Regions from separate parts of the Homo sapiens genome. Here region 1 is linked to region 2. A link is a loop called in an ENCODE intact Hi-C map of the cell type or tissue named here. Cell type or tissue: dorsolateral prefrontal cortex. All regions are shown on one strand. Each heading gives the region's core, and the rest is flanking DNA. Links, peaks and the distances in the headings are about the cores only. Region 1 overlaps MICU1 (mitochondrial calcium uptake 1). Region 2 overlaps MICU1 (mitochondrial calcium uptake 1).

What was found. A loop is a pair of places that touch in the nucleus more often than their neighbours do. Peaks named below come from ENCODE experiments on the same cell type or tissue, not always from the same donor. Only the 100,000 strongest peaks of a DNase experiment are listed, where the experiment ranks them.
Region 1: a loop joins it to region 2, with 2.9 times the contacts of the local background. A loop is called at or near these places in 25 of 110 quality-filtered maps.

Annotation. Positions count from the first base shown.
Region 1 is chr10:72,567,281-72,584,698 of GRCh38, reverse strand. All of the region lies in intron 1 of MICU1 (mitochondrial calcium uptake 1), which reads left to right. It also overlaps the pseudogene RN7SL840P. Among named protein-coding and RNA genes, the nearest start is that of MICU1, 50 kb to the left of the region's middle. In dorsolateral prefrontal cortex, for the core only: no CTCF peak of the experiment used is centred there; no DNase peak of the experiment used is centred there; H3K27ac peaks cover 703 bases.
Region 2 is chr10:72,372,399-72,380,398 of GRCh38, reverse strand. MICU1 (mitochondrial calcium uptake 1) reads left to right here. Exons shown (of 12, transcript NM_001195518.2): 11 at 4,527-4,616. Among named protein-coding and RNA genes, the nearest start is that of DNAJB12, 21 kb to the right of the region's middle. In dorsolateral prefrontal cortex, for the core only: a CTCF peak has its summit at 4,658 (motif pointing left); DNase peaks (open chromatin) are centred at 4,638 and 5,016.

The DNA.
Region 1 (17,418 bases), core at 4,990-12,989, 200 kb before region 2:
GTGCCTGTAGTCCCAGCTACTCAGAGGCTGAAGTGGGAACATTGCTTGAGCCCAGGAGGTGGAGGCTGCAGTGAGCCATCATTGCACCACTGCACTCCAGCTTGGGCAACAGAGCGAGACCCTGTCTCCAAAAAAAAAAAGTATGTATTAACTATTAAAGCTCTATAGCTACTTAATTTCCGAGACTTGAAAATCAAATTGGAGATGATATTTTATGGAAATTTTACATATTGAAACCTTATTTATGATCTGAACACATTAATACATTATAGAGGTTTTAGACATCATTGTTTCTGTAATTACCTGAATGGTTGGTTTTTGCTTTAAATAAGTGTATCTTTGGTTATTTTTTCTTTTTCTTTTCCATATTTTGTTTTTCTGTGCAGTTATTTGGAAGGGCAGATTTTCACCCTTTACTACTTCTTCCTTCACCAGACGTTAAGTTTCAGGTTTTATTGTTGCAGTAAAAAGGCTGTATGGTGTTTTAAGAAGGTGAACCATGGAGGTTCTTGGTGGATAAAGGACTGTTTCAGAGAGTATCAGAAGGTGAAGTACTGTGGAATGTTGACCTGCTTTTTGATAGCATCTTTCCTTAACAGAACATGTGCAAAGCTTCTGTCTCAAATCTAACATTTCTGTGAGATGATACTTGTTTCTACAATTATCATTTTATACTGTAGAGACTTGTGTAACTTAAATTAACTTTACATTCTCATCCAGATCATTTAAAATAGCTTTCTCTGCTATTGGAAGATACTCACTTCTCAGAACAGGCTTAGCTGAAGTGTGAGCTTTTCTCATTTATTGTGTCACTAATGTCACTTTAAGCTATGAAATGTATCTTTTCTGGACATGAACATTAATCTCTACTGTATTTTGGCAGTCATTCTAGTGTCTTCAATGAAGAACTTGAAATATTCATTTCATCTAAAAAAGCTATAGAGATGTTTAAAAAATGATTTGGCATAATTAAAATCTAATATAGTGTTATGTTTTGAGCAGTATCTTAGTTGTACAGTACACATTGTATTTCTAGTAGCTTATCCCATTCCTCGAATAATTTCATGTATGTATTATCATCTAGCAATAAAATGTTAGAGGGCTCTAAGATAATGCATTCAGGCCAGGCGAGGTGGCTCACACCTGTAATCATGCCTTGGGAGGCCAAGGCAGGGGGATCACCTGAGGTCAGGAGTTCAAGACCAGCCTGGCCAACATGGTGAAACCCCATCTCTACTAAAAATACAAAAATTAGCCAGGTGTGGTGGTACACAGCTGTAGTCCCAGCTACTTGGGAGACTGAGGCAGGAGAATCGCTTGAACCTGCGAGGCGGAAGTTGCAGTGAGGTAAGATGGCACCACTGCACTCCAGCCTGGGCAACAGAGGAAGACTCTGTCTCAAAAAAAAAAAAAAAATGCATTCAGCCAAACTATTTTGTGAAGAATAGTTAGCGCTTTCCTACCCTAAGTAAATCTTCCTTGAAGCCTATGTTGAGCCCTTTCCACTTCCCAACCTAATGTAATTGAATCCCTGTTAATATGTTCTTGTAGCCCTTGCTTTTTTTTTTTTCTGCCTTGTATTATGGCTATTTTTGTTTTTTCTTTTTTGTTAACAGGCAGGGTCTCGCTACATTGCCCAGCATGGACTGCAGTGCTGTTCACAGGCCCAGTCCCACTACTGGTCAGCATGGGAGTTTTGGCCTGCTCTGTTTCTAACCTGGCCTGGTTCACCCCTCCTTAGGCAACCTGTTGGTGTTACCATATTGATATTGAACTTATTGTGGACACTCGATGGTCATGTAGCACACTATAGCCCAGAACTCCTGGGCTCAGATGATCCTCCTGCCTCAGCTTCCTGAGTAGCTGGGACTACAGGCACGTGCCACAATGCCCAGTGGTTCTTTTTTTTTTTTTTGAGACAAGGTCTTGCTCTATCATCTAGGCTGGTGTGCAGTGGCATGATCATGGCTCGCTCACTGTAGCTTTGACCTCCTGGGCACAAGTGATCTTCCCACCTCAGACTCCTGACTAGTGGAGAATACAGGCTTGTGCCACCATGCCCAAGTAATTTTTTTAAATTTAATTTTAAAAAACTAAATTTTTTGTAGAGACAAAATTTTGCCATATTGTCCAGGTTGGTCTTGAACCTGACAAGGTTCAAGATTGCTTGAGCTCAAGCAATTCACCCACCTTGGCCTCCCAAAATGCTGGGATTTCAGGCATGAGCCATTGCTCCCAGCCACATTATGGTTATTTGAATAGTTGTTTTATCTTCATTACTAAATTATAAGGTGTTAGTGGGCAAAGACTATGTCTTGTTCATCTTTGTGCCTCTTGCTGTGTCCTCGCAAAATACTTTGCTCAATAAATAATGATCTGAATGAAATAATGACAATTGGACATTTTAGATTATGATTTGCTTAAATGAATGAGACTAATATAGGATACTGTCTCATTAAAAACCACTCAGGGCTGGGCATGGTGGCTCACACCTGTAATCTCAGCACTTTGGGAGGCTGAGGCAGGCGGGTCATCTGACGTCAGTAGTTCAAGACCAGCCTGACCAACATGGTGAAATCCCATCTCTACTGAAAGTACAAAATTACCCAGGCGTGGTGGCACATGCCTGTAATCCCAGCTACTAGGGAGGCTGAGGCAGGAGAATCACTTGAACCTGCGAGGCAGAGGTTGCAGTGAGCTGAGATCGCGCCATTGCTCTCCAGCCTGGGTAACAAGAGTGAAAACTCCATCTGAAAAACAAAAACCAAAAAACAAAAACACTCAGGATGACCTTGTTTCTCCAAAATGTACAAAGTACCTTTATATTTTATTTTTCTGAAATGAACTCTTAGAACCGGAAAAGGACTTAGAAAGTCTTTTTCTAAGACAAAATAAAAAGATGCACCAGTGCCCTGCATCTTCCAGAATATAGTCTCAGTGAAGAAGGCTTTTACTGGTCAATGGGTGGCTGGTAGTAGAACTAGAATGATAAGCTAAGTTTTTTGTATTTACTCTAGTTTAATTGAGCAGTAACTCTTGTTAGTTCTGTTGGTAGTAACTTCAAATGCATTAATTGACAGTCTTGCTCTGTCACCCAGGCTGGAGTGCAGTGGTGTGATCTCGGCTCACTGCAACCTCCACCTTCCAAGTTCAAGCGATTCTCCTGCCTCAGCCCCCTGAGTAGCTGGGATTACCGGCAGGCACCACCATGCCCAGCTAATTTTTGTACTTCAGTAGAGACAGGGTTTCACCATGTTGGCCAGACTGGTCTCAAACTTCTGACCTCAAGTGATCGCCTGCCTTGGTCTTTCAAAGTGCTGGGATTACAGGTGTGAGCCATTGTGCCTGGCCTCATTAAGTCTTAAATACAGGCATAACAGATGCTAACTTTTTTCACTTTTCTCCTAGGTTCATGGCAGCTATTGTTATCATAGATGGCAAATGTTTTGTGATAATATACGCCCTTTGCAAAAAAGCAGCATTGCACGTATCAGTGAAATAAATGCATTTGTTTATGTTTGCACTATTGCCTAGTGTGTATTTAATAAGTTGTTCTAGGTTGCAGTTTTAATAAAATAGATTAAGAAAAAGTGCATCCATCTGTGTTGTGGAGCACTAAGGTAATTATGTCACTACTCCTCAGTTGAATTGGGCATACTGTAATTTTTAGTGTGGAGTTTGGCATCTTGTTTGCTATTATAATTCATTCAGATTTTCTGTTGTCTTTTTTTTTCTGTTTTCAAAGGTAAATGTGGCAGAATAATAATTATGTTTTCCAGTAATTTGTGAAGATGAAACTTCTGGAATATTTTTGAGAACCTTGTTGCTGTTTAGATTAAATCATTGTTTTCCATAGGGAAATGAATGGATAATTTATTCAAGTATTTTGAAAGTATAATCAGCCATTAGAAAGCAAAAGCTTGGCCGGGCACAGTGGTTCACGCCTGTAATCCCAGCACTTTGGGAGGCTGAGGTGGGTGGATCACCTGAGGTCAGGAGTTCAAGACCAACCTGGCCAACATGGTGAAACCCCATCTCTACAAAAAATACGAAAGTTAGCCAGGTGTGGTGGCGCATGCCTGTAGTCCCAGCTACTCAGGAGGCTGAGGCAGGAGAATCACTTGAACCCAGGAGGTGGAGGTTGTGGTGAGCCAAGATCGTGCCTTTGCACTCCAGCCTGGGTGACAATGTGAGACTCTGTCTCAAAATAAATAAATAAATAAATTAATTAATTAAATAAATAAATAAATCAGCAAAAGCTTGGATGAAAATCTTTCCAGTCAGTAGTGGTACAGCTGAGATTGAATTGGAAAAGTATTGAAATGGTTTAAGTTGAGAATGTTTTAACCTTTTTTGGGTGAGTAGAGTGGGGTGGGGTTGTTTAATAAAAATAACATTCCACTAAAAAATAACATTGGATGGAATAGTGGGTATTAATTACATCATACCTAGACATATTATTTTACATTGAAAACAATGTCCCACTTTTTACAATGAAGAAAAGATGATGCCTCAGGGCTGGGAATAGACTGGAATTAAGTAAAATAAATATAACTTAATATTCCAGTAGCTCTCACAACAACAGTGATAAACTCTTGAAAAATAAAGATTATAAAATTCTCTTACTAAAGCAAATATACAAATTAATTTAGATGGCATTTTTTAAATCTGTCATATAAATGAAAAAGATTGATGACACAGGTTGATTATCTTTTATTTGAAATGCTTGGGACCAGAAACATTTAGATTTTTTTTTTTTTGATTTTTGAATATTTGGATATACATAATGAGATGTCTTGGGGATAGGACCCAAGTCTAAACACAAAATTCATTTATGTTTCATATGCACCTTATACATATAGCCTGCAGGTAATTTTATACCATATTTTTAATAATTTTTTTGCATGAGACAAAGTTTATATACACTGAGCCATCAGAAGCATAGGTGTCACCTTGTTATCATGAGATTGCATCCACCTATGTGGACATTCTGTGGTTGTTTGGCATAACCATTGTTGCTGACTCTGAATTTATATGCTACCAATTAGCAATCATCTTATGCCTATTCACACATATGTACTTAATGGTAAAAAAAAACATACTATTAATAAAATGAAAAAAATGTGTCAGGTATGAAATTTTCTGCTTGTAACACCATGGCAGCACTCAAAAAGTTTTGGATTTTAGGGCATTTCAGATTTGTGGATTAGGGTTGCTTAACTTGTATCTAATACAGGAACAGGAGTTCACTGATACACTGGTGGAAAGGGTAAATTGTAATGTTGGTATTGAAGGAGATTAGTGCTCTTTAAGAGGTCAAAGGGCGCTGCCTTACCTCTCCCACCAAGTGAGGAAGCCATGAGAAGCCTGTGTCTATGCGGAACAGGCCCTTACTAGACACAGAATCTGCTGGTGCCTTGATCTTGGACTCCCCGGCCTCCAGAACTATAAGCAATAATTTTTTGTTGTTTATGAATTACCCAGTATAAGGTGTATTGTCACAGCAGCCAGAACAGACTAAGACAATGTACAATATTATTTATATGTAAATACATAGAAAAATTTCAGGAAAGATGTTTACTAAACTGCTTTCTGAGGTTACTTCTAGGGAGAGTGATGGTATTTTAGGTATAGGTGTGCCTCATGGCAGGTTTGGTTCCAGACCACTGCCATAAAGCTAATGTCGCAAAATAGCAAGTCATATGAATTTTTTGGTTTCCCAGTGCATATAAAAGTTATGTTTATACTATAGTGTAGTCTATGAAGTGTGCAGTAACATTATATCTAAAAAACAGGCTGGGCGCGGTGACTCACACCTGTAATCCCAGCACTTTGGGAGGCCAAGGCGGATGGATCACAAGGTCAGGAGTTCAAGACCAGCCTGGCCAATATGGTGAAACCCCGTCCCACTAAAAATGCAAAAATTAGCCGGGTGTGGTGGCAGGTGCCTGTAGTCCCAGCTACTCGGGAGACTGAGGCAGGAGAGTCGCTTGAACCTGGGAGGTGGAGGCTGTAGTGAGCCAAGATTGCACCACTGTACTCCAGCCTGGGTGACAAAGCGAGACTCTGTCTCAAAACAACAACAACAACAGCAAAAAAAATGTGTACATGCCTTAATTAAAAATACTTTATTGGGCCAGGCATGGTGGCTCACACCTGTAATCTCAGTACTTTGGGAAGCTGAGGCAGGCAGATCAACTGAGGTCAGGAATTCGAGGCCCGCCTGGCCAACATGGTGAAACCCCACCTCTACTAAAAATACAAAAAAAAAAAAAAAGCCAGGCATGGTGGCACATGCCTGTAATCCCTGCTACTCTGGAGGCTGAGGCAGCAGAATCACTTGAACCCCAGAGGCAGAGTTTGCTGTGAGCCAAGATCATGCCACTGCACTCCAACTTGGGTGATAGAGTGAGACTCCATCTCAAAAAAAAAATCTTTATTGCTAAAAAATGGTAACAATCATCTGAGCCTTTAGCAAGTGACAGTCCTTTTGCTGATAGAGGGTCTTGCCTCCATGTTGATGGCTAATCAGGTGTAGTGGTTGCTGAAGACTGGGGTGGCTGTGGCAATTTCTTAAAAAAAGACAACAATGACGTTTGCAGCATCAATAGACTTTTTCTTTCACAAAAGATTTCTCTGTAACATAGGACGCCGATTGATAGTGTTTTACCCAGGTAATTTCTTTCAAAATTTTTTCAAAACTTGAGTCAGTTCTCCCAAACCCTGCTGCTGCCTTATCAACAAAGTTTATGGAATATTGTAAATCCTTTATGGTCATTTCAGCAATGTTCACAGCATCTTCACTGGGAGTAGGTTTCATCTCAAGAAACCGCTTTATTTGTTCATCCAGAAGAACAAAGTTCATCCATGTTGATGGCTGCTGTATGAACATGGATGAACTCTTCATCCATTCAAGTTTTGCCATGAGATCATAGCAATCCAGTCACATTTTCAGGCTTTACTTTAAAAAAAATTTTTTTAATTGAAATTTACAAAAACAATTTTTTTGACGCTAGCAGGACTGAAACTTGCAACTTTTGAATTAGAATTCCAGTGTGCTATTCAGGCTCCACTTCTAATTCTAGTTCTCTTGCTGTTTCCTCCGCATATGCAATGACTTCTTCTACTGATCAGATGAGATTGGGTGCTTTCAGGGTGGTATGGCTGTATACTTTTTTTTTTTTTTTTTGAGACGGAGTTTAGCTCTTGTCACCCAGGCTGGAGTGCAGTGATGCAATCTCAGCTCATCACAACCTCCGCCTCCCGGGTTCAAGCAATTCTCCTGCCTCAGCCTTCCGAGTAGCTGGGATTACAGGCATGTGCCACCATGCCTGGCTAATTTTGTATTTTTAGTAGAGACGGAGTTTCTCCATGTTGGTCAGGCTGGTCTCGAACTTCTGACCTCAGGTGATCTGCCTGCCTCGGCCTCCCAAAGTGCTGGGATTACAGACATGAGCCACCATGCCCAGGCTTCAATATGTAGTCTTTTATCCCTCACTGCCCTCCCACCTGTCCCCCCAGAGCCCCCAGAGTCCATTATATCATTATTATGCCTTTGTGCCCTCATAGCTTAGCTCCCACTTATTAGTGAGAACATAGAATATTTGGTTTTCCATTCCAGAGATACTTCACTTAGAAGAATGGCCTCCAGCTCCATCCAAGTTGCTGCAAAAGCCATTATTTCATTTTGTTTTATGGCTAAGTAATATTCCATGGTGTATATACACCACATTTTCTTTATCCACTTGTTGGTTGATGGGCATTTAGGTCAGTTCCATATTTTTTTTGCAATTGCAAATTGTGAGATATAGCATAATTCTTATGGATCCTAAGGATTTTCAGAATGATGAATGAGCGTTGCCTTCAACTTAAAGTCACTAGGTACATTAGCCCCTAACAAGAGAGTCAGCCTGTCCTTTGAAGCTTTGAAGTCAGGCATTGACTTCTCTCTAGCTGTGAAAGTCCTAGATGGCATCTTCTTCCTAGTAAGGCTGTTTTGTCTACACTGAAAATCTCTTGTTTAGTGTAGCCACCTTCATCAAATGATCTTAGCTAGATCTGGATAACTTGCTGCTTCACCTTGCACCTTTTATGTTATGAGGACAACTTCTTTCCTTATACCTCATAAACCTGTGCTAGCTTCAAACTTTTCTTCTGCAGCTTCCTCACTGCTCAGCTTTCATATAATTGAAGAGAGTTAAGGTCTTTCTCTGGATTAGGCCTTGGCTTAAGGGAATGTTGTGGCTGATTTGATCTTCTGTCTAGACCACTAAAATCTGCCTCACATCAGCAGTAAGCCTGATTCACTCTTTTATTCTTATGTTCATTGGAGTAGCACTTTTAATTTTTTTCAAGAACTTTTCCTCTGCATTTGCAGCTTGGCTAACTTTTGGCCTATCTTGGCCTTTGGCTTTTGACATGCCTTCCTCATAAGCTTAATCATTCCTAGCTTTTTTTTTTTTTTTTTTTTTTTGGTGTTTTTTTGAGACGGAGTTTGACTTGTGTTGCCCAGGCTGGAGTGCAGTGGCACGATCTCAGCTCACTGCAACCTCTGCCTCCCAAGTTCAAGAGATTCTACTGTTTCAGCCTCCCGAATAGCTGGGATTACAGGCTCCCACCACCATGCCCAGCTAATTTTTGTATTTTTAGTAGAGATGGGGTTTTGCCATGTTGGTCAGGCTGATCTCGAACTCCTGACTTCAGGTGATCCACCCGCCTCAGCCTCCCAAAGTGCTGGGATTACAGGCGTGAGCCACCGCGCCCGGCCCACTTCTAGCTTTTGATTGAAAGTGAGATGTGTGAAATTTGTCCTTTCACTTGAACGTTCATTTAGAGGCCCTTGTAAGGTTGGTTGTTAACTGGTCTAATTTTAATATTACTGTGTCTCAGGGAATGGGAAGGCTTGAGGAAAGGGAGAGAGACGGGGAAATGACGGGTGAGTGAAGCAGAACACACACAACAGTTACCAATTACGTTTGCCATCTTTGGGCATGGTTTTTGGTGCCTCAGAACAATTAAAATAGTAACACCAAAGGTCACTGATCCTAGATCATGATAACAAATACAGTAATAATGAAAAAGTTGGAAATATTGCAAGAATTACCAAGATGTGACACAGAAACACAAAGTATGTGTATGCTGTTGGGAAAATGGCACCAATGGACTTGTTTGAAACAGGGTTGCCACAAACCTTCAATTTGTGAAAAATGCAATCTCCATGAAGTGTATCATAAAGTGAGGCACAATAGAATGAGGTATGCCTTTATTTGAAGAAGACTTACTCTTTTTTTGTGCTTCTGTGTAACATTTTAGACAATGAAAATTTATTTTTATATTATTTGTACAATTAAAGCTATTAAAAATGTAAAAAAATACAAATATTTGTGAAAGTTACAGATATTAGGATGAATCACTTTTGTTAGATCCAAACAAAATAGGGCCAGGAAGGCCACAGACAGAGGAGACTGCTGCTTACATGTGTGAGATGAGTGTTTCCAAAAAGTTGGGCATGGTGGCTCACACCTGTAATCCCATGGACTTGGAATGCTGAGGCAGGATGATTGCTTGAGACAAGGAGTTCAAAACTAGCCTTAGCAATACAGCAAGACCCCATCTCCGTAAAAATTGAGAGAGAGAGAAAAGACAGAACCATTTTCAGGAACTTTCTAAAAATCCCACAAGAAACTCTTTGACATCATCCGGGCATCTCCTATTTTGAGAAGGTTTATTACTAGACATTCTTTACAACTAGTAATAAACCTAGTCCTTTTTTTGAGCGCACTTGTCCAGTGCTCTCAAAAGAACACTTGCCCAGTAATGGCATCTCCACCAGTGAACTAACAACAGCAATGGCTTTGGGCCTCTGGAACAAGTGAACTCTGTTTCTAAGCAGCTTAAGTGAATCTCTGCCTGTTTCCTAATAAAGCTTCCCTTTATCCTTTCCTCACTGGATACGCTGGTGACTTGCCATCCCATGCATTCTAGATTATAATTCTCATTTCTCATTCCCGAATAAATTCAACATATTTGGGGATAATTTTCCTTAGTATCTTTTTTTTAGACTGACATACTCTTCTTGCTTGTGCCACACAAAAACCTGCATAATGTCCAATAAATCATTATTATCATTATTATCTCATTATTTCCCCATCTTTATTTTTTATTTTATTTTATTTTTTTGAGATGGAGTTTCACTCTTGCTGCCCAGGCTGGAGTGCAATGGTGCAATCTCAGCTCACTGCAACCTCCACCTCCTGGGTTCAAGCGATTCTCCTGCCTCAGCCTCCCGAGTAGCTGGGATTACAGGCATGTGCTACCATGTTTGTATTTTTAGGAGAGATGGGATTTCACCATGTTGGTCAGGCTGGTCTTGAACTCCTGAATTCAGGTGATCCACCTACCTCAGCCTCCCAAAGTACTTGAGATTACAGGCGTGAGCCACCACGCCCGGCTGACATTTTATTTAACTGAGTTCTCACTTTAATTGGTGGCCAGATCTGGGTAGATCTCAGATATGTTTCTTGGCCACAGAGTTAGCAGGTGCTGCTTTCAACAACAGTGTCGGGTAATAGTTGGTTAATAGTACAGGAGAGGTTTATTTAGGCCAGTGCAAGGATTGGAAGAGCCAAGTAGTCATTCTCTAAATGTGCAGTTGTCAGGGGTCAGAAATATAAGGGGGTAAATCAAATATAAAAAGGCAAGCAGAAATTTTAAGTCAGGATAAGGATATGGTCTGGAATTGTAATAGTTTGCTAATTTGTGTAAGAATGTGCCAGTACTCAAAATAAAAGGATATGAGCTTGATTTACATAAAGTTTATCTCACTAGGGAAGCTTGCCATAATGTGCCTTGATTGTTGAGACATTATTGGGCCTGAGCTCAGTGGTGGGGCTGGTAAGTGACAGTTCCTGGCTGAGGGGAATGCAACAACTGCCTTCTGGGCCTGCCTTTATTTTTACTTAAATGAAAAAGTTTAAATAAAATCCCTAGGGGAGCATTAAATTTTATTTGCCTAATTTAAATTTTATTTATAAATAAAAAATTAACCATGTGATTATATATTTTACAAAGTTTAATTGGCATGTGCATATTACCTTATATTCTTCCTTTAAACTTAAATGAAAATGCTAATATGAAATACTGTACATTTGTTTGCATGGATAAATACATAAATTTTGTTTCAAATGAAATAGCATATCATAAAAATCTCTCTGTATGTTATCTTATTTCCAACTCCCACCAGCACCACTACTATTACTTTTTGTGAGTGTGTTGTTACTTAATAAGTACATATGCGTTCTTATTTTCTCCTTTTTTATATGAAAGGTGGCATACTGTATGTGGTATTCCATATGTTGCCTTAGTTTTTTTTTTTTTTTTTTTTTTTTTTTTGTAGTGATGGGGGTCTCATTATGTTTCCCAGGCTGGTCTCAAACTCCTGGACTCAAGTGACCCTCCCATATTGGCCTTCCAAACTGCTGGGATTACAGGCATGAGCTACTGCGGCTGGCCTATTGCTTTTAAAAAGATAACACTATGAACTTTTTTCATGTTTTTACATAAAGTTTTCTCATTCTCTTTATTGCTATGTGGTATTGCTTTATATAGATTTATCATACTTTAACCAATCTCTCTTGGTGAACATTGGGGTAGTTCTTAGTGTTTTGCTATTATAAACTATGATATAATAATTATGCACCATATACATGTGCATAATTTCACAAGTGTGCAAGTACATCAGTAGGGTATATTATTAGAAGTGGAATTTCTAGGCCAGTATATGCAGATTATATGAGTAATTTTAATGCAAATTACCAAATTGCCCACCATAAATTGTACAGATTTGCATGTTCATCAGTAGTGCCATTCTGCAACATTGTCAACAAATGTGTTTTCAAACTTTTTGATTTTTGCCCGTTTGATGGGTGAAAAGTATCTGAGTATAGGTTTAATTTGCATTATTTTATTATGAGTGAGATTAAGTATCTTTTCACAGTTTTCGGAGCCATTTTTCTTTTCCAACTGTCTTTTTATATCTTTACCCAACTTTCTGTTGGTTTGTGAAGTAATATTTTAATAATATTTTATTATTATCATTTTTAATATTTACATTCCATTCCATTATGTTATTATAGCATCATTTATTTTTCTGTAGTTGGGCATTTGATCTACTTTTAGAGTGTGGCTGTTATATTTTTTCTGCTGAGAACAGTTATTAAACAGGTTTTTCTCATTAAGTTTATTTGGGAGTCAAAAATGCAAGGATCTGTTATAGGTTTTTGTACTAATTAGCTATGAGGAAATCACATAACTTATCTGGGTCTGAGTTGGTAAAACTCAGAACTTTCAAAGTTTGAAATCCCCTAGAGCCATAGCATATAGAAATGGATTGCCCAAACTAATAAATCTTGAATACTTTATATGATCTTAGTCTTTTCTCCTAAATGAAATTAATTAAATTTTGTTATAGTGTTTTCTACCAAAGATATGAGAGTGCTAAAGAGATAAAAGGAACCCTAAGCTCACCTACGCAATTCTTTCATTTTACCAGTGAGTGAGCTTTTTTCCCAAGGAGGAGGGATGAGCTTCTTTAGTATATACAGCTAGCTGTTGAGTAGTACAGTTGAGACCAGATCTTGGATCATTGGATTTCTGCCATACTACTTAGTGTTTGTTTTTTTTTTTTTACCATAGTACCTAGTGTTGTTGTTATTGTTTTAATTTATTTCTCCTTTTTATCTTCCATATCTCCTGTGCAATTAGATATTAATATGTGTTTGATACCAATGTCTTTATCATTATTTTTTTTTTAGAGGTGGGGTTTTACCATGTTGCCCATGTTGGACTTAAACTCCTGGGCTCAAGCTATCCTCCCACCTCAGCCTCTTTAAGTAGCTGACGTGTGCCACCATGCCCAACTACATTTTGTTTTTCTTTGGAAATTTTTTGTTTGATTCTGTTTTTTATTTCTACACTTATAATCTAGGCACTCATCACCCAATACCTAGGTTATTAATGCCTTCTGGCTGTACTCATCACTTTCCTGTCAGCTCTCTCTGCCTTTGCTTCTTTGCAGTTTATTCCATGCACTGCTAATAGATAGACTGATAATGCTTTAACCCGTTTTTACCATGATCTCTTCCTATTAAAGAACTTGAGTGGCTTCCTATTTTACATATGCTCTAAATTCTTGGTCTGGCATTCAAAGGTCCTTCTCAAGTGATTGTGGCTTACTTAGTTGATCATATGTCTAGCTGTTCTCTACATCTGATCAGATGTTGTAAATTTATCTTCCAGGCTTATATACCCCTTGCCTGTTAGAACTTTTGGCTTTTTGAGGTAGGGTCTTACTCTGTCAACCAAGCTGGAGTGCAGTGGTACAATCTCGGCTCACTACAACCTCCGCCTCCTCGGTTCAAGTGATTCTTTTCCCTCAGCCTCCTGAATAGCTGGAATAACAGGCGCCTGCCACCAGGCCCAGCTAATTTTTGTATTTTTAGTAGAGACAGGGTTTCACCATGTTGGCCAGGCTGGTCTCGAACTCCTGACCTCAAGTGATTTGCCCGCCGTGGCCTCCCAAAGTGCTGGGATTACAGGTGTGAGCCACTGCACTCATCCTGTTCCAACTTTTGAATTGGCTGTTATTTATTTTAAACATTGAAAACTTCCAAGTGTCTGTTCTTTCTGTTGTCAGTGATGAATAATGTTTCCTCCAGATATGCATGTTTTAGTTTAGTGCTCATTTTTGCTGTAGCGAAGAGCAGTGCTATTTATGTGAGTGTACATGTGGATTTGAGAAATGTTAATTTTGAAATGAACCAAAAAAAAAAAAATCAGAAGTTGCCAGACAGGAAGAAAATATAATGGACAGCCTCCTGGGTGCTGGATTTTGCTAGAGTATGTGCAATAAAATGAGATGATTTCTGGGATTGGGGAAGGATATAAGAATTGTGTTATTAAAGCTTAGGTCATGGAAAATAGGAGAAAAGATTAACAGTTTTTCCATTTTGTCTATATGAGGGCAAGATTTAGGTCCAATTTCAAAATTGGACCTAGATTGGATGAAGGGAGCTAGGAGCAAAGTTTACATAAGAGATTATAGGTATAGGTCCCAGGGAAGAGTTAATAGTAACCAGCTCATTGATTTTAGGAGATGCCTAAGTAGTCTAACCTGACTTGAATCCAAATAATAGAAGACAGTTTTCTAAGTAAATTAGGAACTTAGAGTATACTTAAATGTTAGGAGCAAGTACCTGTATAGTTTGTACACAGACATGTGAAAGTAAAATGGTTAAGTATTTTAAGCACTAATAATGTAACAAGTCCTGTGCTAGACTATGTGTTTACAACTTGAAAAAAAAAATAATTTGGGCCTTGAGGCAAGGGGAGAAAAAATTACGTATGCCATAGGAAGATATGTACAAAGTGCAAAGTAGTTTAAATTAGGAATCAGTGGGCTGGGCATGGTGGCTCACACCTGTAATCCCAGCACTTTGGGAGGCCAAGGCGGGCAGATCACTTGAGGTCAGGAGTTCGAGACCAGCCTGGCCAATATGGTAAGACCCCGTCTTTACTAAAAATATAAAATTAGCTGGGCATGGTAGCACACTTCTGTAATCCCAGCAACTTGGGAGGCTGACGCAGGAGAATTGGTTGAACCCAGGAGGTAGAGGTTGCAGTGAGCCAAGATCATGCCACTGTACTCCAGCCTTGGCGACAGAGCAAGACTCCATCTCAAAACACACACACAAAAATTTAGGAATCAGTGAACTGTGCTTTGAGAAAAATCAAAGGGGGCATGGATTCTTTGTATAATTTGAATGAATTACCTCTACAAAAAAGTGGGACTGTAAAGAAATGCCTCTTCTTCCATCAGCCCATCTGGTGCATTAAAACAGTGAGGTACTATACTGAGCCCTGAAGGTCATAATCTAGAGGGAAAAAAATCATTTACATTAATTCTCTGGATGGAGGTGCCCGAAATGATCCTATGGTTTTGGGGGTGTCTCAACATTTCTCTGACTTAATCAAAATTTTACACCATTCTGAGGCTTAAGACTAAACAAAAGCTTTTGCTGACTAACCCAGTCTCAACTTTATCTTTTTTATTTGTAGTTTTCTGTCATTTCTATCATAATATTTCTATACTTCAAGATATAATTTTAGGCCGGGTGTGGTGGCTCACGCCTGTAATCTCAGCACTTTGGGAAGCCGAGGCAGGTAGATCACCTGAGGTCAGGAGTTTGGGACCAGCCTGACCAACATGATGAAACCCCATCTCTATTAAAAATGCAAAAATTAGCCAGGCATCATGGTATGTGCCTGTAGTCCCAGCTACTCAAGAGGCTGAGACAGGAGAATTGCTTGAATCCGAGAGGCAGAGGTTGCAGTGAACTGAGATCATGCCACCACACTCCAGCTTGGGCAACAGAGTGAGACGCCATCTCAAAAAAAAAAAAAAATATATATATATATATATATATATATATATATGCATATATATGATTTTAGAAATGTATTGTTTTAAAAGTGTTTTGTATTTATCTTGTTTAATTAGAATGTAGATAGTTTTTGGCTTTCTGGGTCTCACATAGGGATGTATATACAGTATGAATTTAATAAATTTTTGTTGAATAAGAACTTCCCAGCCAGGCGCGGTGGCTCATGCCTGTAATCCCGGCACTTTGGGAGGCCGAGGCGGATGGATCACTTGAGGTCAAGAGTTCGAGACCAGCCTTGCCAACATGGTGAAACCCTGTCTCTACTAAAAAAACAAAAATTAGCCAGGTGTGGTTGTCGTGTGCCTGTAATCCCAGCTACCCAGGAGGCTGAGACAGGAGAATCGCTTGAACCCGGGAGGTGGAGGTTGCAGTGAGCCGAGATTGCGCCACTGTACTCCAGCCTGGGTGATAGGGCAAGACTCAGTCTCAAAAAAAAAAAAAAAAAAAAAAAGAATAAGAACTTCCCAGTAATTATCTTGGATGCTGAATTAGTTGGCTATTGATGGGGCAACAAACAACACCCAAATCTTTGCAGCTTACAGTTACACACATTTATTTCTCACCAGCATTCTACAGGTCAGCTGTGCTCAGCTGGCTCAGCTGGGCTTGACAGTGGTTTATTCCAGGCTGAAGTCTGTTCATTATGGATGCCAGTTTGAAGGATCAGTGTCTCTTTGGGACATGGTCTTCCCTCGATGGAGTGCAGGAACACAAGAAAACTAACAGCAGCACCTCCTAAAAGCACTTCATGGAACTGGTCCACATTCCATTGGTTAGAGCAAGACATATGGCAAGACATACGCCAAAAACTTAAAGAGAAGGAAATTTATGACCTGGCATTCATATGCAGAAGGGGAAGAAAAAAGTAGAAAAGTAATTTTGCCTAAGGGATGGGGGATGGAAGAGTAAGTATTTATTGAACAGTAATATGCACTAATACAGATGTTTCAGATTTAAAACAAAACATTAAAAGAATTTTTTTTTAAGTGAAGTTTGAACTATAGAGAATCTGGTAGGGAGGAGGGCTTCCAAGGACCTGGGTGTGAAAAATATTTAATAAAAACTTCAAAGCAGTGTCAGCATTATAAGGTAGGGGGCAGCAAAGTCTCCCCTCCTAGGTTGAAGTCTCCCTACCTAACTCCGAGACATTGAAGTATGGAATTAGTCCTCCCTAGGTTCAAATTCTAGATCTATCACTTCCTACCTTTGTACTCTTGAGCAAGTTATATTTTAGATCTGTAAAATATGGGTACCAGTTATCTTTTTTCATTTCAGCTCTAAACACATCTTTCATTGTCCCGTTTGTGATACTGGAAGTTTTTCCCTTGCCAGTTACTGTTAAACTTTGTCAGTAGAGAGACTAGAAGGACCCTGGAGGAGGGGTGTTTCTTGCTGAGTCTAGTGTGCCCTTTGTGGCTTGCTTCTATAGCATGCAGGAACTAGTGGGACACTCAATGGCACCCAGCTCCTAAGGAGTTTTAGCAGCAACTCTCATATGCAATTTCCTAGTGAAACTGCCTCCCCATGGGTGGCTTCCCCTGGCATCGCGAAGGTCAGCTTCCCAACAAATTCCGCTGGCATGAGTTGTCCAGTAGATGACTTGTTCTGGCATCACAGAGAGTGGCTTTCTAGTGCATTTTGCTGGCATGGCACCTTAGTAAGTTTCTCTGACATACATAGCTGTGCCCTCTCCACACAGTCTGATCTCTGCCCTGTGAGTGAGAGTAGACCTTTTATAGACTGGTCTTTTCTTGGTGCTCTGTGTCAGATCTAGAATAGTAACTGCTCCCTATATCTGCTATTTCTTTAACTTCTGAGTAGTAAATTTCCTGTTGTAACTAATAATTTTTTATTTTTTATTTATTTTATTCATTTTTTTGAGACAGCATCTTGCTCTGTTGATCATAGCTCACTGTCA
Region 2 (8,000 bases), core at 1-8,000:
TTGAGTACTAGTTGAGCCCACTTCTACAAATTCTCTCCCATCCCAATCTAATAGGAATCACCCAATCGCACTTAAACCCTTTGTTCAGGCAGCTGGGCCAGATTTGTACAAAAATACGTAGTATTTAGAAAGCTAGGCCTTCGCTGGGGTGCCTTCATGCTCCCTGTAGACATCTTTCAGATTGGGAGCTGGAATCCCAACCATCAGTCAGCATCATCAAATAGGGAGGCCAGAATTCCAGTACCAACAACTGGTCTGCATAAAAAAGTTGAGATCTGGGAGGAAAACTTGTTCTGCTTGCTGTGATTATGACTGGATTCAGAGATATTGGAAGCAAATATGAATGAACCAACTCTCAGGACCAGCTGTCAAGCACTTGGCTTGTAATCTGCCGTCATCCCACTCATCCCAGGTGCTCCTAGTTTGACAGCTCACCAGCTATTAAATGTTGGCTTCCTGCACGACTCTGATTCATACCCCAGGGGCCTATAATGAGGATCTTGTACCAGGAAAGGGGACCCCAGCTAGGCTGTTTGCTGGCTAACATCCCAGTGGTTTGGGCTACAATAACTTAGCAGCCCTAGTTCTTCCTCCTATGGTAGGAAGGACACCAGAGCCCTCTCCATGTGAGATGGAACATAATCTATAACTTTCTGTGAAGAGATGGCATCTGTAATGAGGCATTCTTGCTGGAGGCCTCCAGAAGTCCCTATTCTACAACCACTTAATACCAATTTAATGAGCCTCTCATTAGAAATTGTCAAGAGCTCTCACTGACATCCTTGAGTATTATTTAATTAATGGTTTATTTACAGGAAAGGGCACCATCTTCATGGGGAGAAGATGAGTACTTGAAATATCAAGACAATTGCAGAAGGCTGTGCCCTGAGAGAATGGAAGAACTGGGAAAGAGAAAAGGAAGTCAGAAGCTTAAGGTTGATGTGAAATGCAGAAAAAGGAATGGTTAACAGAAAGTGTTCATGTTTATCTAATACAGAACAGGTTCCGATCCCCTTCTCAGGACACATTTCTGTGGCAGCAAAGAGTAAAGCTGTAGGCAATCACAGTTTAAGCGCTTCCAGTTCCTTCTGATCTCATTCTGTTTTCACTGAGTAATCTTTTGAGGTTAATCTTCTGAGGTGAATGGGGTTTCCTTAGTAGCTTTCCTACTGAGAAGTATAATGACCAGCTGTCATCATTGTAGTTCTCTTAACAGTTACTATTCTTATTGCAAATTGGCCTGATTTCTGTTCCTTCTGTGGACAGTTTAGTTAGCAGGAATAAGTTTTTCCTGAGCCAAATCAAGTATCTAGATTTGTGAGGCTAAATTTCTAAACTCTAGAGCGCTATAGTCTTGTAGATTTCCCAACACACATCTCATGAATATCCACCACAATATCTTATACTTCAGTCTTTTAGTACCAAAGAATGTTAATTTCCTCTTCACCCTAACTCAGATCCTGGGAGAAAAGATGGGATATTTCCACCCCAACCTCACCCTCAGATTCTAGATGACACCAATAAACCCTTCTTTGTGCTAGTAAGCCGCCTCAGCAGTTGTCTGGTGGCATCCCTCCACTTGAACATGAGAAAATTAAATCTAAAGAGATCAAGTGACTCCATCCGGGTCACACAGCACGTTGGTGGTGGGGCCAGAACTGGAGCCCAGGTCCCGTTACTCCAAGCCTTGTTTTCTACCGCATTACCTTGCTCCTCTGCATTGCTCCAGTGTTTGCATCTGCTGATGTTGGGGGCACTGTGGTGATGTATTAATTAATTCTTGCATTGCTATAAAGAACTACCTGAGACTGGGTAATTTATAAAGAAAAGAGGCTTAATTGGCTCACAGTTCCACAGGCTGTAAAGGAAGCATGGCTGAGGAGGCCTCAGGAAACTTACAATCCTGGTGAAAGGCGAAGAGGAAGGAGGCACGTCTCACATGGCCAGAGCAGGAGGAAGAGAGAGAGGTGGGAGGTGCCACACACTTAACCAGATCTCATGAGAACTCGCTTACTATCATGAGAACAGCAAGGGGGAAATCTGCCCCCATGATCCAGTAACCTCCTACCAGGCCCCTCCTCCAACACTGGGGATTACCATTTGTTTTTGGATTTTCAGGGTTTTTTTGTTTTTGTTTTGCTTTTGTGAGACAGAGTCCCGCTCTGTAACCGAGGCTGGAGTGCAGTGGCACAGTCTTGGCTCACTGCAACCTCCGCCTCCCAGGTTCAAGTGATTCTCATGTCTCAGCCTCCTGAGTAGCTTGGACTATAGGTGCGCACCACCACGCCCAGCTAATTTTTGTATTTATTTTAGTAGAGACAGGGTTTCACCATGTTGGCCAGGCTGGTCTCGAACTCCTGACCTCAGGTGATCCATCAGCCTTGGCCTCCCAAAGTGCTGGGATTACAGGTGTAAGCCACCACGCCTGGCCTGGGAATTACAATTTGACATGAGATTTGGGTGGGGGCACAAATCTAAACCGTATCGGGTAAATATATGGAGGTGATAGAGGCAAAGTGAAAGATCAAATGCAAAAAATGACAAGATGGGCTGATAATAGGAACTGAAATTATAGGAATGCGATAAACAAGGCACAGTGGTTCTAGTTTAAGTTCACTTGGCTTCTGGATGAATCTAATGTGATGATTATAGAGAGCTCTTCATTACCAGCATAAATGGAAATTAATCCTTTTCTTTCCCTCATATTTTACCTCACTTAAGAATGTGTCCAGAAGCAATAACATGATTTATAGGTGTAGCTAGACCAGGTTTGAGGATAAATGAGAGAGAAGGCAGTGGAAATTGCCTCGTCCTTCCTGTCTTGTCTTTCATGAGAACCCAATTCTAACATAATTGCTAGTGTTTGACGGTGAATGTCTGGGAAAGAGAAAACGGCAAGAGAAAAGTGATTTTTTGCTGAGGTCTAAAAATATATATTTTTTAAAAGAAAGATATGCATCCTGAACTATTGGCCGGGCCCGCTGAGTGTGGTGGCTCACCCCTGTAATCCCAGCACTTTGAGAGGCCGAGGTGGGCAGATCACCTGAGGTCAGGAGTTCAAGACCACCCTGGCCAACATGGTGAAACCCCATCTCTACTAAAAATATAAAAATTAGCCAGGCGTGATGGCAGGCACCAGTAGTCCCAGCTACTTGGGAGGCTGAAGCAGGAGAATTGTTTGAACCCGGAAGGCAGTGGTTGCAGTGAGCCGAGATCGTGCCACTGCACTCCAGTCTGGCGGACAGAGTAAGACTCTGTCTCAAAAAAAAAAAGAAAGATACGCATCCTGAACTGTTAAGACAAGGGCCAGTGCATATACCAATGGGCTCAGTTGGAAGAAGTCTGGTGCAAAACCAGTAGGGAGGAGGGACAGAGTTGGGCAGGGAGGGCTCACTGTGCAGGCACTTAGCTGTCATTCACCCACCAAGGCGTGAAGCCTTAGTGTACTCACACCACAGACAAGCCTCCTTGTTCCCACCACCCATTTATATATTTCTATAAATATATATATAAATATAAAAATATATATGGCATAAAATGTGCCATTATAACCATTTTTAAATATACAAGTCAGTGGAATTACATTAATTACATTCACAATGTTGTACAACCATCATCACTATTTTCAAAATTTTTCCATCACCCCAGACAGAAATTCTGTATACATAAAGCAGTAACTCCCCATTCCCCTCAGCCCACAATAACCTCTAATCTACTTTCTGTCTATAAATTGAATATCAGGCACTTTTTATTTTTTGAGACAGTGTCTCACTCTGTTACATAGAGTGTTACTCCAGTACAGTGGCGCCATCTCAGCTCATTGAAACCTCTGCCTCCTGGGCTCAAGCTATCCTCTCACCTCAGCCTCCCAAGTAGCTGGTGCACACCACCATGCCGGGCTAATTTTTTGTATTTTTTGTAGAGACAGGGTTTCGCCATGTTGCCTCGGAATCCCAAAGTGCTGGGATTACAGGTATGAGCCACCGCGCCTGGCCAGCCTAGGCATTCTTAATTAACTATATATACCTCCTAAACTGTAGCAGCAGTAGAAAAGAACAGAACTTGAGGTGAAAAGGAGGGAGCTTATGAATAAAAACTCAATTATCATTTTTTCTTTTTTTTTTTGAAACGGAGTCTCACTCTCCCAGGCTGGAGAGCAGTGGCGTGATCTCAGCTCACTGCAACCTCCGCCTCTCGGGTTCAAGCAATTCTCTGCCTCAGCCTCCCAAGTAGCTGGGATTACAGGCACCGGCTAATTTTTTGTATTTTTAGTAGAGACAGGGTTTCACCATCTTGGCCAGGCTGGTCTTGAAGTTCTGGCCTCAGGTGATCCACCCTCCTCGGCCTCCCAAAGTGCTGGAATTACAGGCATGAGCCACTGTGGCCAGCCTAACTTATCATTTTCTTAAATGTGACTTAAATGCAGTTGAAAACTTGTATTATGACTGAGTCGTTTTATCCCCTGAATCAGAGAAAGCAAAATGAAAATCCCTCTGCTGTGCTAATGCACCTCTTTCTTTTTTCAGTGACCATGCAGCAGGTGGCCAGGACAGTGGCTAAAGTGGAGCTCTCAGACCACGTGTGTGATGTGGTGTTTGCACTCTTTGACTGTGATGGTGAGTGGGGCCCTCTGGAGCCCGGAGGGGAAACAGCCTAGCTGCCCTTAGAGGCCCTTGTGTATAATGGAGCCTTGCGGACAGCATCTGTGTACCAGCCCATCCTCTTCAAGCTACCCACCTTTCTCACATTAGCACCTCAGCCCTTGGCATGATGATACTGAGAAATCGAACCCCTGGCCCTGGCTTCTGTTTTCCATTTCTTCTTCTTATAATTCCAATATGCCTATAGGCCTAAATTAATTTATGACCATAAGCATCTTAAAAATGGAAACAAAAATGTCAGACTCAACTTGCTACTTAGCGGATACGGAGCACTCAGGTATCTGAGTGTCTTTAGAAAGAAGGCAGTACTGATCTCTCCACCACCCAGGGCACATTCCAGCCAGTTGCATTCCATCTCCATAGCATTCCAGCTCCACACAGTGGTCTGTTGTGTCTGTGGCCACTCTGCTCTGTCATTTAGCCCATTCAAGAGATCTGGTTCTGGTTTGACCTTGGCATTATTTTTTAGGTATGGTAGCTGATATACTAATAACAACAATAACAACGGATGCTTACACTTTTTCAATGCTTACTATGAGCCAGAAAGTTAATCTGCTCATTTAATCTTCTGACCTAGGTATTGTTATTGACCACTTTTTACTGATGAGAAAGCTGAGACTCAGAGAGGTTAAGTAGATTTCCTAAGGTCACAAAGATAATAGTATTTGGGAGGCTGAGGCAGGCGGATCACCTGAGGTCAGGAGCTCAAGACCAGCCTGGCCAACATGGTGAAACCCCGTCTCTATTAAAAATACAAAAATTAGCCAGGCACAGTGGTGCGTGCCTGAAATCCCAGCTACTCGAGAGGCTGAGGCAAGAGAATCACTTGAACCCGGGAGGCAGCAGGGAGCAGAGATCGTGCCACAACACTCCAGCCTGGGCGACAGAGCGAGACTCTATCTCAAAAAAAAAAAAAAAAAAAAAAAAAAGATAATAGTAGATGGCAAAACCAGGATTTGAACTAAAACTGTACTGCCCCCTCTGTTTTATTTACTATATTACCACCCTCTCTTACCCCACAGCCAGTATTTGTTGTTCATCATCCTCCAGAAAGCTGGGCTAATGGAATTCAAGAGCCTGCTCAAAAGCTCCAGCCTATGGAGCTTCCCTTTTGGTCCCAGCATAAGAATCACTTCTGGGCTTTTTTATTCCTTAACATGGTTCCCTGAGCTTTTTAAGGGTAGTTGCAAGTCCTTTTCACCTTCCTACCCCCCATAGGACCTTGGATAGTACTTCTCACATAATAGGTGTTCATTAACTTGAATTATTTATGTTATTAAGTTGAACTTGAGTTATTTAAATCTCTAGCCTTGGCCTGGCGTGGTGGCTCATACCTGTAATCCCAGCACTTTAGGAGGCTAAGGCAGGAAGATGGTTTGAGCCCAGGAGTTTGAGACCAGCCTGGGCAATATAGTAAGACCATGTCTCTACAAAAAATTTTAAAAATTAGCCAGGCATGGTAGCACATGTGTGCCTATAGTCCCAGCTACTCAGGAGGCTGAAGTGAGAGGATCGCTTGAAGCGGGGAAGTCAAGACTGCAGTGAGCCATGATCACACCACTGCACTACAGCCTGGGTGACAGAGTGAGACCCTGTCTCAAAAAGTACAATTAAATAAATAAAATAAATCTCCAGCCTATACCTACAAAACCAAGGTTGAACTCAAAGGAAGCCCTAGGGCTAGGTTAAAGAGATGGCCTCACTCTCAGGTAGGGGTGGGTTTATTCTCTAGAGCTGCCCTGTCCACAGTATGATACCACCAAGGCACATGTGGCTATTAGCTACATTTAAATTTAAACTAGCTAGTGGCTACTGTATTGAATAGCACAAATATAAAACATTTCCCACATCGCAGAGAGTTCTAATGCACAGCAGTGCTGTAGACATATATTAACTTTCTCCAGATTTTTGTTTTCACTCCAATCACTTCTAGGTGGTTTAAATTTTTTCCAAAAAACATTTATTTTTATTATTTTTATAATTTTTGAAGCCAATATCCAAGACCTGGTCTGTGAAGTAAATATGGGAATAAATGCAACTAGCTTCTCAAGTCCCCCCTTTTCCCTAGAAGTCCTGGAAAATGATGTTTGATTTTCTAGCTTTTTAGAAAGAGGTTCTGTCATTATCTACTTAAATCACCTTTGGAAAATTATTTAACATCTCTGAGATTTATTTTCTTAATCTAGAAAGAAAAAGTATACTTAACAAAAAGCCGTTGTTATTTTTACCACTGCAAGATCTTAGGTCAAAATGCCAAAGGAAAGCCTGTAGAGTGGCTCACAACTGTAATCCCAGCAACTTGGGAGGCTGAGATGGGAAGATCACTTGAGGCCAGGAGTTCAAGACCAGCTTAGGCAACATAGCGAGATCCCATCGCTACAAAAAATAAGTTTAGCCAAGGTGTGGTAGTGTGTGCATGTAGTTCTAGCTACTGGAAAGCTGAGGTGTGAGGATCACTTGAGCCCAGGAGTTTGAGACTGTAGTGAGGTATGATCCTAGCGCTGCACTCCAGCTTGGGCAACAGAGCAAGACCTCATCTCAAAAAAAAAAAAAAAAATGAACAAACAAAATAAAGTGCCAGGGGATGGAGAATTCGATTTTCAAATAGACTTCTTCATCACAGATTTTAGAATTGAACTCACAAATCACACATGCATGCAAATAACATACAGTTATAGACCTGGTTCACAGTAACAAAATCCACTCATAGTGGTCATGTGGTCCTTACGGAAGCAGAAGGTAAACCCATAGTAGTTTGAATGAAGTGACTTCATATTTTTTCATTTTCAAGCTTCTTTTTCTTTTTTCTTTTTTTTTTTTTTTTGAGGCTCACTCTTGTTGCCCAGGCTGGAGTGCAACAGCAACAGCACGATCTTGGTTCACTGCACCCTCTGCCTCCTGGGGTCAAGCTCTTGTTGCCCAGGCTGGAGTGCAATGGCATGATCTCGGCTCACTGCAGCCTCTGCCTCCTGGGTTCAAGTGATTCTCCTGCCTCAGCCTCCCGAGTAGCTGGGATCACAGGCGCCCACCATCACACCCGGTTAATTTTTTTTGTATTTTTAGTAGAGACAGGGTTTCACCCTGTTGGCCAGGCTGGTCTTGAACTCCTGACCTCAGGTGATCCACCTGCCTCAGCCTCCCAAAGTGCTGGGATTACAGGCATGAGCCACCACACCTGGCCTCAAGCTTCTTTTTATACAAAGTGTAAGAATCCTGTTTAGAACTTTCTGTTCTCTTAATTACATTTTTTTTTAAATTTGTTTTTGTTTTTTTAGAGAGAGGTCTCACTATGTTTTCTAGGCTGGCCTCAAACTCCTGACTCAAGTAGTCCTCCCTTCT